Linked DNA regions of Homo sapiens: region 2 is linked to region 1. Evidence: read pairs that join two places in POLR2A ChIA-PET (ENCODE). Cell type or tissue: Caco-2. All regions are shown on one strand.

Region 1 (5,000 bases):
CCCATCCTCATTATCTCATCTAACCCTAGGTACTTCCCAAAGGCTGAATCACCAAAGACCATCACATTGCTGGTGAAGGCTTCAACATATGAATTTGAGGGACACGAATATTCAGTCCATAACATCAACTAAAGGAACCAAGACTCTTTGATAAAATGGCTAAATTCAGGGCTGGGGCAGAGAAAATACATGAGTGTGGAACTTCTTGTGCCAGAGAGAAAAAGTGCCCAAAGATTGATGAGGATGAATCATTGAAATGACACACAGATTAAAAGGGTTCCCACTGGACAAATTTGAGCATCAAAATAAGTAATAGTAGTAATTAATTATAACCCATCAGAAGAAATAAACCATGAGCTCATGTGAATATATGAATACAAACATAAACAAATTACAAGCATAATGAGGAATGTGATATTTATATGGTTTAAAGGTACCTCTCCAGGCCGGGTGCAGTGGCTCATGCCTGTAATCCCAGCACTTTGGGAGGCCAAGGCAGGTAGATCACCTGAGGTCAGGCATTTGAGACCAGCCTGCACAACATGGTGAAACCCTGACTCTACTAAAAATACAAAAATTAGCCGGGCGTGGTGGCACGTGTCTATAATCTGCCACTGATTAGGTGTGTGATTTTCCCAAGCAGGGGATAATAGTAGTACCTATGTCAAAGGCTGTTATGAGGATTAAATGAGCTAACACATAATCGTGCTTTTTTTTTTTTTTTTTTTTTTTGAGACAGAGTCTTGCACTGTCGCCTGGGCTGGAGTGCAATGGCACGATCTCGGCCCACTGCAACCTCTGCCTCCCAGGTTCAAGTGATTCTCCTGCCTCAGCCTCCTGAGTAGCTGGGATTACAGGCTCCTGCCACCACACCTGGCTATTTTCAATAGAGACGGGGTTTCACTATGTTGGCCAGGCTAGTCTCAAAAACCTGACCTCGTGATCCACCCGCTTTGGCCTCCCAAAGTGCTGGGATTACAGGCATGAGCCACTGCACCCGGCTTTTTTTTTTTTTTTTTGAGATGGAATCTCTCTCACCCAGGCTTCATCTCAGCTCAGTGCAACCTCCGCCTCCTGGGTTCAAGCAATTCTCCTGCCTCAGCCTCCCGAGTAGCTGAGATTACAGGTGCCTGCCACCACACCCGGCTAAGTTTTATATTTTTAGTAGAGACGGGGTTTTGCCATGTTGGCCAGGCTGATCTCAAACTCTTGACCTCAAGTGATCTGCCTGCCTCAGCCTCCCAAAGTGCTGGGATTACAGGCATGAGGCACTGTGCCTGGCCTCAAATTCTTAGAATACTGCCTACCACATATTGAATGTTCATTAAATCCTAGGTATAGGACAGGGGTGTTGGCTCATGCCTGTAATGCTAGCATCTTGGGAGGCTGAGGCAGGAGGATCACTTGAGCCCAGGAGTTCCAGACCAGCCTGCGCAACATAGCAAGACCTCTCCTCTACTAAAAAAGATTACTGTGGCTGCAGTGTGGAGAACAGATTGTCGATAGATGATAATACCTACGATTTTATTTATTTTTTACTTCTTATTTATTTTTTTGAGATGAAGTGTTGCACTGTTGCCCAGGCTGGAGAGCAGGGGCACGATCTCGCCTCACTGCAACCTCTGCCTCCCGGGTTCAAGCAATTCTCCTGCCTCAGCCTTCTTAGCAGCTGGGATTACAGGCACCCGCCACTACGCCCAGCTAATTTTTTTTATCTTTAGTACAGACAGGGTTTCACCATGTTGGCCAGGCTGGTCTCAAACTCCTGACCTCGTGATTCGCCCGCCTAGGCCTCCCAAAGTGCTGGGATTACAGACGTGAGCACCACACCTACTCAGTTGTTCTGTATACCATTACATGTTCAGCAACCCTAATCCAACCATCTGAAATTAAAATGCTCCAAAATCAAAACTTTTTGATCATCAACACGATGCCACAGTGGAAAATTCCACACCTGACCGCATGTAAAAAGCTGTAGTCAAAATTTTGTTTGATACACACACAATTTTTAAAATTGCATAAAATTACCCTGAGGCTATGTGCATAAGGTGTATACGAAACATAAATGAATTTCAAGTTTAGCCTCTGGCCCCATCCCCAAGATAAAGAGCCACAATCTGAAACAGTTCTGGTCTTAAGCATTTGGGATGAAGGATACTCAACCTATACCCAGTTTTCTACACGACACTACTTATGAATATCTTTTAAAAATTTCTTTATCCCTACTTGTTTTCTGTCTTCCCTACCAGAATATAATTTTCACGAGACCAGTATCTGACAAACACACGTGCTACATATTCAATCTTTATCGAATGAATTTAATATTTTCCAAGTTTTCTATAATTAACATTACTTCTATATTATTAATTTTATAGAGAATCCAAATAGCATTTTATTAAGTAGACCATTAGTCGGTCCGAGTTCAAATTCTGCTACTACAGCAAACTATATGTAGGACTCAAGGCAAGTTTCTTTTTTTTGAGACGGAGTCTCGCGCTGTCGCCCAGGCTGGAGTGTAGTGGCGCGATCTCGGCTCACTGCAACCTCCGCCTCCTAGGTTCAAGCGATTCTCCTGCCTCAGCCTCCAGAGTAGCTGGGATTACAGGCGCGTGCCACTACGCCCGGCTAATTTTTGCATTTTTAGTAGAGCCGGGGTTTCACCATGTTGGCCAGGCTGGTCTCGAACTCCTGACCTCAAGTGATCCGCCTGCCTCGCCGCCGAAAGTGCTGGGATTACAGGAGTGAACCACCACGCCTGGCGGAGGCAAGTTTCTTAATCTTCTTTCCTCACTTGTAAAACTGGAATACTGTCCATTTTCATAAGGTTAAATCATACAACACAGGTAAAAGCGCTTCAGCACGCAACGAAATTTTTCTAACGTAACGAAAAACTCCTCGTTGCTCCTTGCCTTGCCCTTAACCTCAACGCTTCAGGTCCCGACCAATCTCTCGGAGAGCTCAGAGGGAGCCGCTCTAGCCGCCTTCCGCCACGGAGTGCAGGGACAGCCGGGAAGGGGACGGAAGCCGGAGGCCAGAGCACGCACTTCCTCCCACGCTTTCCTCACAGCCAATCGCCCACTGGTGCCCCACCCCTTCCGTTCTGGGAAAACTCGAGCACCCAGAACGGCTTCCGGCGGGAGCTGTGCAGCTCCTTATCATGGTGAGTTGGCTGTTGGGGTGAGGGTTTCGGCTGTAGCTGATTCGGTTTATCTTATTTGGTCCCGAAGCGACCTTGAAATCCCTCAGCCACCCAGAGGAGGGGTCATTGGAGTTGAAGTCGGGCCCCTTGGCAGGAGCGGCTGTCTCCCAAAATGTTCCCCTTCAGAGTTCTGGTCCCTTTCGGTCCCTCACCTGTTCCGCAGGCGCTCACGATCTAGGCCCCGCTGCAGGCAGAGCTTTCAGCTCCTGGCGAGTTTCTGACTTCCCTCTGCCGAGATTTCTTTAAGGTAATAAAAGTTTTTGCCAGCGTCAACAACTAGGCCACCAACAAAAGATCTGAAAACAAGTCCACAGCAACAACTGTAATAGTGATTCTTAGAGCAGTGGCGATAACGCCAGCGGAAAAAAAAAAAAAAGGTTAGTAATAGGGTTTTAGGGCAGACGTCTCACTCTGCAACTTGGCTTTACTAAATATTAAGTAGCCTGATTACGGCAGCAAATTTCATAAGCGCAGTAACTACAGAAAGTCAAGGTGTTGGTAGGACATTTTATTGCTGCTTTATTTCTGGGTTTGTAGAAACTAATGGAAGACCCAGTAGACGTTATGGTTGTTGGGATATGGTGTTTTCTCTCAAATTTGTTAGAATTAGTCATTCTTTGCCTTTAGAGCTCAAATATATAGCTCTGAACTTTAAAGATAAGCAGTTGGTTGGGATTTGAAGTGTCCAAGTGGCGTGTGCCTTTTGAAAATGCATTTATTAGAAAAATTTATGGAGTACTTATTGATAGCCTACGTATGAGAAAGAGACCACATTTCTGTGCCTAAGCTTTTGTCACTGTACTAAGTTTTTTACTTAAGTGGATATGGTCGGGAAAATGCCTCATTCACACACTTTATGTTTTGTAAATTTTCTGTAATCCTTTTGCACACAGAAAATGGGTAAAAGTTTACACTTTTTGGCTAATGATCAAATAGCCTTCAGTTACGCTCTTCTTCAAAACATTCACCATTGTGAAGCCTGTAGCCAGAGTTATATTTCTAAAATTTGACCACATCACTCCCTTACTCAAATTTTCTCCTTTTTTTTTTTTCTGTAGCACTCAAGATAAAGTCCTGTTTAGCATGGCATACAAAGCCACTCATTATCAAGCTTCTTACTTTTACAGCCTCTTTTTTTGTTGTTGTTTTCGAGACGGAGTTCCACTCTTGTTGCCCAGGCTGGAGTGCAATGGCGCGATCGCGGCTCACCACAACTTCCGCCTCCCGGGTTCAAGCGATTCTCCTGCCTCACCTTCCCGAGCAGCTGGGATTACAGGAATGCGCCACCACGCCTGGCTAATTTTGTATTTTTAGTAGAGACGGGGTTTCTCCATGTTGGTCAGGCTGATCGCGAACTCCTGACCTCAGGTGATCCTCCCGCCTCTGCCTCCCAAAGTGCTGGGATTACAGGCGTGAGCCACCGTGCCAGGCCACAAACTCTTTTTTTTTTTTTTTTTTTAATGCATACATGTATGCAACATCCGTATTTCAGCCACAGTGAATAGCTTGCAAATCATGCTGTATTAATTGAGCCTTTGTACCTAATTTGCATATGCTCTTCCATCCCCAGAATTGTTCTCTGTTCTCTATCGGCTGTCCTTATCAGAATAACCCTTATATATCCTTAATTATTTTTCATGAACCTTTCCCTCATGTTCCAGTATCCTCTTAGTTGCTTCTCCTTTGTGCTCTGGTGGTACCTTGTGCTTTTATATGCACAAACACACACACACACACACCAGTTTTGTTACATAAAGCTGCACAAAACGAATACATACAATAGAAACTTAACTTGCCTATA
Region 2 (5,000 bases), 420 kb after region 1:
AAGTGGAGCATATCAGGATGCTGGCATTGTATGTTTTTCTTGTTCAATTAAAATTATTTTTAATAATAGTTTGAATGAAAATGGTTGATTAAACCCTAAATATTGGTTCTTTTTAATTTATTTGCCTGTATAATGTTAAGTAGTTCTTTATTTTATTTCAGAGGAATTGTTTAAGAGGCTTATTTCCTCTACTTGCCTACTATCATATTAGGCAGAAGAAAAAAACTTAGTATTCACCCATCAAGGACTTGCACTCTAGGTGAGATCCATTCCCTGGGCTAGTGTTTGAAAATTCCTGTAACCATAAACGTTTTATTTTTTTAGATGCCCTTAGGCTGGCAATATTCAATCGCTTTGTGATTGAAACCCCTTTCTTTCTGGCAGAAAAAAATATACCAGATTATCATTAATTCTATCCCCAAAGCCTTAGATTCTGGCTTACTTCTTTAGTTTTATAATTTAGTCATTTTTGTATGTAATATTTTTGGGGTTTAGGCCTATAAAGAGTGGGAGGAAATAGTTTCCTAAGGACCAAGACAGAAAAAGAGACTTGAAAAGTAGCAAAGGGTATATATCAGGTGCAAGCAATGTTGCACACGGGCCAAAGACAACCTGTGAAAAGATGTTTATTGATGCACAGACTCCAAGCCTCATTCCATACCGATTGTGAGGACTCAAAATTTGGTGAAAATCAATTTTAGAAATGTTCTGATTGACGACTTAGGCAGATACAAAACAAAATTATTTCATGCATTCCTTTTGTTCTACCAATTAAATTTTGATTAGTACAATATTTGGTTCTTTTGTTTTTTTTTTTTTGAGACAAAGTCTCACTCTGTCACCCAGTCTAGAGTGCTGTGGCGTGATCTTGGCTCACTGCAACCTCCGCCTCCCAGGTTCAAGTGATTCTTCTGCCTCAGCCTCCTGAGTAGCTGGGACTACAGGCGCGTGCCACCACACCCGGCTAATTTTTGTATATTTTGTAGAGACAGGATTTTGCCATGTTGGCCAGGCTATTCGTGAACTCCTGACCTCAGGTGATCCACCCACCTTGGCCTCCCAAAGTGCTGGGATTACAGGTGTGAGCCACCGTGCCCAGCCGATTAGTACAGTATTTCTTTTCCAGCCTCTGTGCTTTCATTTTTTTCTCTTCTTGTTTCTTGAAAATAAGCCAATCTGCCCTAAATCAAGCATGCATTGTAATAAATACATAGTTGCGTATAGTTATATAAGAATATAAGGAGTTAATAATACAGTCCTAACTTTTATGTAGGATTTATAGTTTCTGAATTGCTTAGGTATATATTGATTTTTCTGCTCTATGTAGTGGGCAAGAAAGTATGTACTATTCTTATTTGATAGAAAATGAATCTGTTGCTTAGAATGTTACATTACAAACTTAGTAATAGGTAATAAAGCTGAGATTTAGCTTCTAAGCCTTCTGATACTGTTGATGTTCATCATGGAAAACAGTATTGATGAAGAAAGATAGTTTGATTGACCCATAGTCTAGCTACTTCTATTTTTATATACCACTACTACCCACTACCCAAATAGTTCATTGATCATTAGGATTCACGCTTGTATAATGGCTAAATTTAAGCCTTAATTGGTTGTTGGAAAACACTGATTAAATGCCTAAATACAACTTACTCTGTTACTTAAGTGATTTAAAAAAAAAAACAACTTAAAAAAAAATTATAAATTGACTTAGTGTTTCTGCCTCAGAAGCATAACATATTAGTATAAAATGATCACTTTATTCTTTATCAAATGGCATTATATGAGCTTTATGTTTCACGACAGTTTTCACTGTATTATCTCAGACAAAATCTCAAGCAGTCCTTTTTTTTTTTTTTTTTTTTTTTTTTTGAGACAGGGTTAAACTCTGTCACCCAGGCTATGTGGCACTATATCGGCTCACTGCAACCTCCACCACCCAGAGCGATCCTCCCACCTTGACCCAAGTAGCTGGGACTACAGGCGTACACCACCACTCCCGGCGAATTTTTGTGTTTATAGTAGAGATGGGGTTTCCCCTTGCTGCCCAGGCTGGTCTTGAACTCCTGAGCTCAAGCAATCCACCTGCCTCAGCCTCCTGAAGTCCTGGGATTACAAATGTGAGCCACTACACCCGGCCAAAATCTCAACCAGTCTTAATTACTGAATTTGAAGTCTGTTGCTAAGTAAAATTTACTTCGTAGCAGGTCTTTCTGGGCACATTACATTTAGTAACTTGTTCATATTATCTATAGATTTTAGCATTCGGGTAGTTCAAATTCCACCTTTTTATAAATGAGAAAAACAAAGTTCATACAGACTGTTATTTGTTCTCAGTTCTCTGATGGTTAGTGACATAGCTATGATAAGAACTCATACCTCCTAATGTCTCAAAACATTTATCTGCTAAATTAAACTTCACTCCCAAATAATAATTAGGTTTGTGTGTAAATGATTAATTAAAAATCAGAGCATGGAGCTTCTGAGCTGGTTCTAATATTTAGGATATTTAAGAATTATTTTTAAGGGGCCGGACATTGTGGCTTACGCCTGTAATCCCAGCACTTTGGGAGGCTGTGGCACACAGATCATGAGGTCAGGAGATCAAGACCAGCCTAGCCAACATGGTGAAACATTGTCTTTACTAAAAATACAAAAATTAGCTGGGAATGATGGTGCGCGCCTGTAGTCCCAGCTACTCGGGAGGCTGAGGCAGGAGAATCATTTGAACCCGGGAGGTGGAGGTTACAGTAAGCCGAGATTTCGCCACTGCCCTCCAACCTGGGCAACAGAACGAGACTCCGTCTCAAAAAAAAAATTATTTTTAAATGATGGCAATGAAGTAAAATATTTTTAGTTGAAAAAAATCTGCTTTTGGGCTAAGTGTGGCGGTTCATGCCTGTAATTCCAGTGCTTTGGCAGGCCAAGGCAGGTGGATCACTTGAGACTAGCCTGGGCAACAAGGCAAAACCCTGTCTCTACTAATAATACAAAAATTAGCCAGGCGTGGTGGTGTGCACCTGTAATCCTAGCTACTCAGGAGGCTGAGGCATGAGAATCGCTTGAACCTGGGAGGTGAAGGTTGCAGTGAGCCGAGATCACGCCACTGCACTCCATCCTGTGCGACAGAGCGAGAATCTATCTCAGAAAAATAAAAAGAGAAGAAAATAACCTGTTTTTGATAATTTAAAAAATACATAGAATAATGTGCATTTTACAGAATTTTCTTACTGTTTTCCTTTTACTCATGTGTTTTCACTCCCCTGAAGAATTTGTAATATCCTATGATAGGAGATTAAAGGGCAGCATATTTCACTAAATATCCATAGTATTCTAGTCACGTCTAATTACTAGATTACCAAACTAAACTGAGACTCATTGTGTTTGGTTATCTCTCTAGTATGAGCAGGTAGCAACTTTATAATCACTTTTATGAAGAGTAGGTCAGCTTTAGCTGTCGATGTTTTTCTTGCAGTATTAACTGAATAAGAATTAATAAGGCTGGGTGTGGTGGCTCACGCCTGTAATCCCAGCACTTTGGGAGGCAGGTGGATCACATGAGGTCAGGAGTTCAAGACCAGCCTGGCCAACATGGTGAAACCCCATCTCTACTAAAGATACAAAAATCTAGCCAGGCGTGGTGGTAGGTGCCTGTAATCTCAGCTACTCAGGAGGCTTGAGGTGGGAGAATTGCTGGAACCTGGAAGGCGGAGGTTGCAGTGAGCCAAGATCTGCCATTGCACTCCAGCCTGGACAACAAGAGTGAAACTCCGTCTCAATAAATAAATAAATAAGATTTTTCTGAAATTTTCTTAATTATTGATGGATGTACTTTTCTACTGTCTTTTCAAGATGATTTGGTATCCACTTTCGTAGATTAGGGCAATGTCTTGGTGATAAAATGGCATTACCAAAAGAAGCCCCCTGCTCCCACACACACAGTATTATTTTCCATTTCCTGCATTTTATTGTGGTTTAATGTACCCTATATTTCTAATATCTTTAGCTCCTTTGTCAAGAAGAGATGGTTAAAGGATTTATGCAGCAGTACTTGATATTTAAAGAGTAAGCAAAAACACTCCCCATTTATGAGTATTGTTCAACATTTTATTTTAGACTGTTAGAAAAGACAGAACTTGAAAGTAACTCTCAGTTACCTCCACTAATAAAGGGATTTCTGGCGTGGATAACATAATACTTTAAATCTGTACATACATATTGTTTTTACTTGAATTTAAATATTATTATCTATTGTGAAAATTCATTCTGTTACCCACAAAATAGTCACTCTGTGAAGATGGGACCCTTTAGCATTTACAAGTTAGTTCTGGTGAAATTTATCTCCTGCTGGTCATTCCAGCTGGTATTATCTTAAGATGAAATTAAAATATAGCCATAGTAGTTTTACTTTTGAATAAATATGGTATTTCATAGCTTCCTTCAAGCAGGAACAAAGCCTTTTTTTTATATCTGATCTTTTGTGCAGACTTTTTCTGCTGTACTCCAATAAGCAAAAATCGTATTTAGTGTAGTTGGTATTTGATGGTTTCACCAAAAATTTGAGAGAGAAACTTATTGTGAATAAAAAAATCTTATTTGCTGCCAGGGCATGACACAAATGACTCTATGTTCAGTGTAAAGTGTTCTGGATATTTAACTTCTCTTTGAACAGCATTGAAGCAAGCATCTTTTATTGCCGTTTTTCCTAGCTATCTCAAAGTTTCTTCCTAATGGAAAGTTGTTCATCATAGTTTTAAATAACTGAAGTCACTTGTACAAGTACCCCACTTCCTTTTTATATACCTAAGCAATGGGAGATCACTTGATTTACATCTTTCAAGGCATATTTTCTACCAGACTCTTTTATTTTAACCCCCATAAGCTGGATCTTCTAGCACTTTAGTTAAAAAAAATTTCAGTTCCAGCCCTCCTACTTTGATTTCTGTTGAAAAACACTCTTTTACCTCTGCTTCTTATACCTAAAAATGAAAAAGTCCTGA

The links. ChIA-PET counts read pairs that join two places held together with the same protein. Peaks named below come from ENCODE experiments on the same cell type or tissue, not always from the same donor. Only the 100,000 strongest peaks of a DNase experiment are listed, where the experiment ranks them.
Region 2: POLR2A ChIA-PET joins it to region 1 with 11 read pairs; 4 of 35 experiments call an interaction of 5 or more read pairs at or near these places.

The regions. Positions count from the first base shown.
Region 1 is chr2:32,162,744-32,167,743 of GRCh38, forward strand. SLC30A6 (solute carrier family 30 member 6) reads left to right here and starts at 3,121. Exons shown (of 14, transcript NM_017964.5): 1 at 3,121-3,160. The coding sequence starts at 3,158. SLC30A6-DT (SLC30A6 divergent transcript) reads right to left here and starts at 2,996. Exons shown (of 1, transcript NR_185886.1): 1 at 2,298-2,996. RefSeq lists an enhancer at 4,441-4,957. In Caco-2, no CTCF peak of the experiment used is centred here; a DNase peak (open chromatin) is centred at 3,028; H3K4me3 peaks cover 2,385 bases.
Region 2 is chr2:32,584,579-32,589,578 of GRCh38, forward strand. The region is part of intron 66 of BIRC6 (baculoviral IAP repeat containing 6); the gene reads left to right. Among named protein-coding and RNA genes, the nearest start is that of BIRC6-AS2, 12 kb to the left of the region's middle. In Caco-2, no CTCF peak of the experiment used is centred here; no DNase peak of the experiment used is centred here.